2 separate regions of the Homo sapiens genome follow, and region 2 is linked to region 1. A link is an interaction called in ENCODE POLR2A ChIA-PET data of the cell type or tissue named here. Cell type or tissue: GM12878. All regions are shown on one strand.

The links. ChIA-PET counts read pairs that join two places held together with the same protein. Peaks named below come from ENCODE experiments on the same cell type or tissue, not always from the same donor. Only the 100,000 strongest peaks of a DNase experiment are listed, where the experiment ranks them.
Region 2: POLR2A ChIA-PET joins it to region 1 with 6 read pairs; 2 of 35 experiments call an interaction of 5 or more read pairs at or near these places.

Annotation. Positions count from the first base shown.
Region 1 is chr3:23,785,345-23,789,344 of GRCh38, reverse strand. No RefSeq gene overlaps it. Among named protein-coding and RNA genes, the nearest start is that of UBE2E1, 19 kb to the left of the region's middle. In GM12878, no CTCF peak of the experiment used is centred here; no DNase peak of the experiment used is centred here.
Region 2 is chr3:23,494,098-23,498,097 of GRCh38, reverse strand. The region is part of intron 3 of UBE2E2 (ubiquitin conjugating enzyme E2 E2); the gene reads right to left. Among named protein-coding and RNA genes, the nearest start is that of UBE2E2, 290 kb to the right of the region's middle. In GM12878, no CTCF peak of the experiment used is centred here; a DNase peak (open chromatin) is centred at 1,727.

The DNA of each region.
Region 1 (4,000 bases):
GTAGAAACTAAATTCCTGATTTACAGATGAGGAAACTGGGACATAGAGAGGTAAGGGATCTGAAATCACAGCTGATCAGTTTTAGAGTTGAAATTCTAACACAAGCCCTCTGACTCCCTGCCCTGCCACTCCTGTGTGTCCAGGGACCAGCAGCGTATGGAGCTTGTTAGAAATGCAAAATCTCAAGCCCTGTCCTAGACCTTTTGAGTCAGAGTCTGCACCTTAACAAGCCCCCAGACAATCAGTGTACACATTCTAGTGCTGTTCTTGATTGCTAAGTATATTGGCTGCCCTGAGCATAGCTTTTTATTCTGATGCTCCTGGGACCCTGTTTTTCACATACCTGAGGTGAAAAATTTGAGTAAATGGCTCCTATGTAAACAGTAGCAATATGTAACATTTTTTTTTCAAAAAAACAATTTTTTTTAATAGAACAGAGTCTCATTCTGTTGCCCAGGCTGGAGTGCAGTGATGCAATCACAGCTCACTGCAGCCTCAACCTTCCAGACTCAAACGATCCTCCCACCTCAGCCTCCCTAGTAGCTGGGACTACAGGCATGTGCTACCAGGCTGCGCTAATTTTTTTAAATTTTTAGTAAAGATGGTGCCTCCCTATTTTGCCCAGGCTGGTCTTGAATCCTGAGCTCAAGTGATCCCCCTGACTCAGCCTTCCAAAGTGCTGGGATTACAGGTGTGAGCCACCATGCCCGACCCTACAATTTTTTTTTTTAATTAGTCAGGCATGGTGTCAGTAGTCCCAGCTGCTTGGGAAGCTGAAGCAGGCGGATTGCTTGAGCCCAGGAGTTCGAGGTTACAATAAGCTATGATTGTGCCACTGCACTCCAGTGTGGGCAACAGTGAGACACCATCTCTTTAAAAAAATTACTTTTCAATAGTAATAGAAATAATACACACTTAATACAGGAAACTTGGAAAATGAAGAAAACATAAAAGTTCGCTCATAAAAACACCATCCTGAAGGCCGGATGCAGTGGCTCAAGCCTGTCATCCCAGCACTTTGGGAGGCCGAGGCAGGTGGATCATTTGAGGTCAGGAGTTTGAGACCGGCCTGGATAACATGGCGAAACCCCGTCTCTACTACAAATACAAAAAATAGCTGGGCGTGGTTCTGCGTGACTGTAATCCCAGCTACTCAGGAGGCTGAGGCACGAGAATCATTTGAATCCGGGGGTCGGAGGTTGCAGTGAGTCGAGATTGCACCATTGCACTCCAGCCTGTGTGACAGAGAAAGGCTCTGACTCAAAAAAAAAAAAAAAAAAAAAAGCCAGGCGCAGAGGCTCACGCCTGTAATCTCAGCACTTCGGGAGGCCGAGGCAGGTGGATCGCGAGGTCAGGAGTTTGAGACCAGCCTGGCCAATATGATGAAACCCCGTCTTTACTAAAAATACAAAAACTAGCTGGGCGTGGTGGCACACACCTGTAGTCCCAGCTGCTCAGGAGGCTGAGGCAGGAGAATCGCTTGAACCCAGAAGGTGGAGCTTGCAGTGAGCCAAGATCACGCCACTGCACTCTAGCCTGGGTGACAGAGCGAGACTCCGTCCAATATTTTCTCTACACATATGTGCATATGTGTGTGCGTGTGTCAGTGTGTGTGTATATATATATGGGGATCATTTTGTATGTGTACCTTTACATACTGAAATTTTTTCTCTTCATATTTTCAGGATGAGCATTTTTGAAATAGTTAAATTGATGAATACACAAGCTGCTTTTTAAGGCTCAGACTCTGGATCAAAAAGTTCTTTCCATCGAGTTTTGATTCCTTCAGCAGCTGTTTTAGAATTCAGATGGGGGCTGGACGCGGTGGATCATGCCTGTAATCTCAGAATTTTGGAAGGCCAAGAGGGCGGATCACTTGAGCTCAGGAGTTCAAGACCAGCTTTGGCAACATGGCAAGACCCCATCTCTAAAAAAAATACAGCTGGGCATGGGGGCTCACATCTGTAGTCCCAGATACTCAAGAGGCTGAGGTGAATGGATTCATTGAGCCTGGGAGGTCCAGGTTGCAGTGAGTTGTGACTGCACCACTGCAATCCAGCCTGGGCTACAGAGCTAGACTCCGTCTCAATAAAAGAATTAAAAAAAAAATACATAAATAGAAACAACAGTAAAAAAAAAAAAAAAAAAAAAGAAAGAAAACAAAAACCAATAATTCAGATGGGAACTGCCCTGTGTTTGAGTATTTCAGTGGTGGACTCCATGCTTAGAGAAAGAACTGCATGGGGGTTGGATTGAAGGCCGACCCAGGAGACTCTTGGGGTTCAGCAGTTCTAAGGCTCTGTAGAGGACCTATGTTTGTTCTGGGTACTGCAACACCTCTCTTAACGGTAGCTTTGACCTTAGGGACACAGAATGAGAAGTGACATTCCAACTATGCAAGCTCCTTCAAAATAGGAATTATTTTTTTTTGTTTTTGCTTTTGTTGTTACATCTCTATGCCCCAGGGCTCAGAACTTGGCCTGACACATAGTAGGTATCAATAAAGTTGATGGATGAAGGCCGGGTGCGGTGGCTCATGCCTGTAATCCCAGCACTTTGGGAGGCTGAGGCAGGCAGATCACCTGAGGTCGGGAGTTTGAGACCAGCCTGACCAACACGGAGAAACCCTGTCTCTACTAAAAATACAAAATTAGTTGGGCATGGTGGCTCATTCTTGTAATCCAAGCTACTCGGGAGGCTGAGGTAGGAGAATCACTTGAGCCCGGGAGGTGGAAGTTGCGGTGAGCCGAGATTGCACCACTGCACTCCAGCCTGGGCAACAAGAGCATCTCAAAAAAAAAAAAAAGTTGATGGATGAATGAATCAATAAATGAATTAGTGAGTGAATGGATGAATGAATGAATAAAGTGGAGAAGGTGGACAGGTGCCTATTGATGTGAATTAGACATCTTCTTACAATCCCACTTTGGCCTCAAACAGCTCCTCTCCATGCCTCAAGTTCCACCATGAGATTATTTTTTCCAGCCAGTCTTTTTTTACACTTTTTTTTTTCACCAAAAGCAAGCATCCCTCAGAGGGCTACCTGTTTCCGTTAAACAGCCTTTGCAAATACATTGATGCTGGGATTTTAGGAAGGGGATTTCCTACAGTTTGGCATAGTCAATACTGTTCTAGGTAAACCAGCTTCCTAAGCCAAGTTCTCTGTCCTTTTAAATATTTATAAAGCAATTGTGTGCCCATCGAGGGTGTTTTCCCCGGAAGCAAGGAGACTTTGCCATTAAAAGCTCAGGGAATGGAGAGCAGAGAGGTCAGTCAATGGACTCTTCCCAATAAAAATTCTTTATGGGTGACATTGTTCCTCCTGGCAAAGATGGAATAATCTGGCATGGGAAAGAGTGCAACCCCACAACTTGGAGACTTTCTCTTAGAAGACTGGTAAAGAGCAGAACTTGCTTCCTCTTGGTTGTCACCTAAAGAGCTGACTTACAAAAGATTTCTCCATAAGGGCATAGCCTAGAGCAAGCCCAGGTTTACTAAGCCACCTTTCTGTTTAAGTGTCCCCTCTACCTTGTTCAATTCTCCCTAACCCTGCTTTAATCTTTCTTCATAGCATCTCTCAACACACGATATTCTATATATTTGTGTATTTATCTCCTTTCCAACTAGAATAAGACCCCACAAGAATAAGGATGATTGTTTAGTTTTATTCACTGCTGTTGTTGAGTGCCTAGAATGTTGCCTGGATCCTATTTTTTTAAGTGAATATTGAACGAATCTTAAACAATAACAATGGTATAATTTATTTTGATTTTCTTATAGTTTCATCGCCAGTCTTCCAACACAGTATCCCTCTCTTTTATTTTTTGTTACAGGGCTTTTTATTTCAAAGGAAAATCCAAACTCAGAATGACTACATGGTTGTAAATAGATTCTGAAGGGTAATAAAACATGTAATGATTTTTTCATTTGCTCCACAAACAAGGCTATGTAATAGCTGGGATCCGATTCTGCCTCGTGTGCCTAAATTTCCTTGTTTATT
Region 2 (4,000 bases), 290 kb after region 1:
ATTTCCAAAAAAAGGGAAACATAAATGGCCAATAATCATATGAAAAATGCTCAATATCATCAAAATCGGGGAAATGAAACTGAAAATCAAAATTCAGTAATATTATTTTACAAAATGCAAATGCAAAAATCAATGCCTGACAAAACCACATGTTGATGAGGATGTGGAAAAACTAGAACTCCTATGTACTGCTGATGAGTATGAGTAATTCCTTCGGATGAGAATATAGGCTCATCTAGTTAAGTTGAATATACAGTTGACCCCTGAACAACAGGGTCTGCATTGCGTGGGTCAACTTAGATGAACTAAATTTCAAGAAAATACATTAGAAAAATTTGAGATTTGTGACAATTTGAAAAAACTCGCTGACAACGCACTAGCCTAGAAATATTGAAAAATTAAGAAAAAGGAACGTCATGAGTGCACAAAATATACACAGATATTAGTTTTTCTTATTTACTACCAGAAAATATATACCGATCTCTTACAAAGTTAAAATTATACCCACAAACCATACATGATGCCATGAGCATTTTAAAAGAAATGTAAGCAAACACAAACATAGAGTATTAAATCATAACTGCATAAAAGTAACTATAATACATACTGTACTACTGTAATAATTTTGTAGCCACCTCCTGTTGCTATTGCAATGAACTCAGCTATTGCCAATAGCTGCTTAAAATGCCTAAAATGCCACGTGACAAAAATCATCTCTGCATGAGCAGTTCATCTCTCCAGCAAATTGCGTATTGCCATAAAAAGTGCTCTCTCTCAGTTCTCGCATATTTTTCATTGTGTTTGTGCAATACCGTAAACCTTAAATAACACCATGGGATCCATACGAAGGGCCACTAGTGATTCTGGAAGTAGTCCCAAGAAGCAGAGAAAAGTCATGCCATTACAAGAAAAAGTTGAATTACTTGATATACACTGTAGATTGAGGTCTGTAGTTGTGGTTAGCTGCCATTTCACCTTGTAAACAGATGATGTAAACTCAGGGTAACAATAAACACGGTACAATACTGTAAATGCATTTTCTCTTCCTTATGACTTTCTTAATATTTTCTTTTTTCTAGCTTACTTTATTGTAAGAATACAGCATATATACATATAACATGCAAAATATGTATTAATTGAAATGTTTATGTTATGAGTAAGGCTTCTTGTCAAAAGTAGGGTATTATTAGTAGTTAAATTTGGAGAAAGTCAAACATTATACATGAATTTTTGATGGCACAGGGGGCTGGTACCTCTAAACCCTGAGTTGTTCAAGGGTCAACTGTACACCTATTTTACAACATAGCAACTATACTCCCAGGTATACACTACAGAGAAACTTTTACATGTGTGTATCACCAGAAGACATTGAGAATAATGTTTATTGAAGCACTATTTATAATAGCAAAATTGGAAACAACACAAATGGCTACTGACAGAAAAATGGGTAAATCCACCCAAAGGAATACTATATAGCAGTGACAATATACAGATTAACATGAATGAATCTTAAAAATACATTTAATAAAAAATTAAGACTAAAAAGAATCTATACAGTAGGATACTATTTCTACAAAGCTTAAAAACAAGCAAACAGGGACATATACTACTGAGGGACACATAAATATGAGGTAAGAAAAGAAAACCAGTAAGAAAAAAGTTCAGAAGAGTGGTTTCCTGGGTAGGAGCAGAGGTTGGAGAAGCAGCACACTGGAGTTTCAATGGTTCTGGGTATGTTTCACTTCTCAGTGTGTGCAGTGGATTCAGGTGCTTTCTGTTTTATTACTAGGTTTTCTCACCTACCATGTGTTAGATACGTTATTACATAGGTACCAAATTCTTATATTAAGAAAAATTATGTCAAAGGTCTACCAATATGGTGAGAAAAGCAACTTGCTGCATATGTACAATGTGATCCTACTGTATAAATAAAAAAAAGATCCTACTGTATGAATTTACAGGTCCTACTGTATGAATATTTTATATTATTTATGGATACATATCTATGTCAAAGTCTTTTAAGAAATTAACTGGAAAGATAAACCTAAATTCATGATAGTGGTTATGAGAACAACAAGGGATGAGGTGGAATGGGGAGATGGGAGGAAACAGATGTAGAGATAGGAAATGAAGGAGAGTTACATTTTATTTCTAGTGTTTGATTTCTCTTGTTTAAAAAAGGATGAAGTAAATAAAATCACAGTTATCCTAGCTTATTGCAAAGGGTTGGAATATATTGAGAAGCAGTGGTGTAAGGGACTAGAGTACAGCATTCCTCCCCCATCACCCCATTACCTCCTTTTCCTGAGGCTGGCAATGAGGCATAGACAGAGTATATTCAGCCCAGATGACAATAAAGCTTTGGCAACAACAGCCTCTTGTTGCCAGACAAGCTCACTCACTCAGATGAATAATACACATGGTTATGCCCTGAGCTATAATTAAACCCAATATGAATAGATAAGCTTATCAGAAGGAAGAGCTTAAAAGTAGAGAAAATCACAGGTTTATAGTTACAACATTACTTCAAGGTAGATGAATAAATTCAGTTAAAAAGTACACACAGGTGAGCGTATACAGCTATGAAATAACATACACAAACACATTTAGTAAATACCAAGCTACGATTTCTCTGGGTCACTTTAAGAAATCTTAAAATGGCCTCCCAAGAATGGTAACCACAGTAAATTACAAGATATAGGCTAAATAAGGAGTCACTACCAAATAGTGTGGCTGAGGAAGGGACTCTGAAGCAGAAGACAGCAGTATCTCACCAAGAAGGGCAATGTCTGCAGATAACATAAACTCAATTTTTGCCCATTCCAAGTTTTATTTGGCTCTCAGTCAGAACTCCAAGTTTTATTGGTTCTTTGAAGTCAGTCAGCTGTCTATGTAGTTATTAACAGTGGACTAAAATAACACAGCTAATATTATCACTCTGAATTGGTTTATGCTGTCAAAGTGTGCCACTTTAAGAAATCTTAGCCAGTAGCAACAAATTATCTTGAAAACAGACTGGTATTTTAAAATGCACATAAAACTAGCCTGTAATCACAGCACTTTGGGAGGCTGAGGCGGGCAGATCATTTGAGGCCAGGAGTTTGAGACCAGCCTGGCCAACTTGGTGAAACCCCATCTTTACTAAAAAAAATACAAAAATTTGCCAGGTGTGGTGGTGGGCGCCTGTAATCCCAGCTACTCGGGAGGAGTATCTGAAATACTCCTATCCCAGGAGATAGAAGATGGGATACTATCTGAGGCAGGAGAATTGCTTGAACCCAGGAGGTGGAGGTTGCAGTGAGCCAAGACTGCGCCACTGCACTCCAGCCTGGGTGGCAGAGTGAGACTCTCAAAAAAAAAAGAAAAAAGCATATAAAACTAATACTACTTCCCTCATATAAAAATTGGGTTTTAGCAACCTGGACTCTTCTAACATTTTAGAAATGTATCACTTGAAATCCCAAAGCTTACAGCAGTGGTTCTTGAACTACACAGCCCTCTGCCCCACTCCTATTTGGATATGTACCAGTTGAGAACCCAACATCCAAAACTTTGCTGTATAATATGGTAGCCATGTGGCTACTAAGCACTTGAAATGTGGCTAGGGCAAATTGAAATGTGCTGTATGTGTAAAATATATACCTAAGTTTGAAGACTTAATGCAAAAGAAAGTAAAATAGCTCATTAATAATTTTAATAATTACTATTTACCTATTAATTTAATAATTATTAATGAACAACTACATGTTGAAATGGTAATACTTGGAATGTATTGGCGTAAAGATGTATGAAAATATGCTTTGCTTATTTTTTTCCTTTAGTCTGGCTGTCAGGAGATTTAAAATTACATACATGGCTCACATCATATTTCTGTATCATGAATCAAGAAGTGAGAAAGAAATCTTTTAATCTTTTAATGATCACTTATCTCTCAAGCTGAACAAATAAAATTTGGTGCCAGAGGACACTTGCAGTACAGAGCAATGATGAAGAACATAAA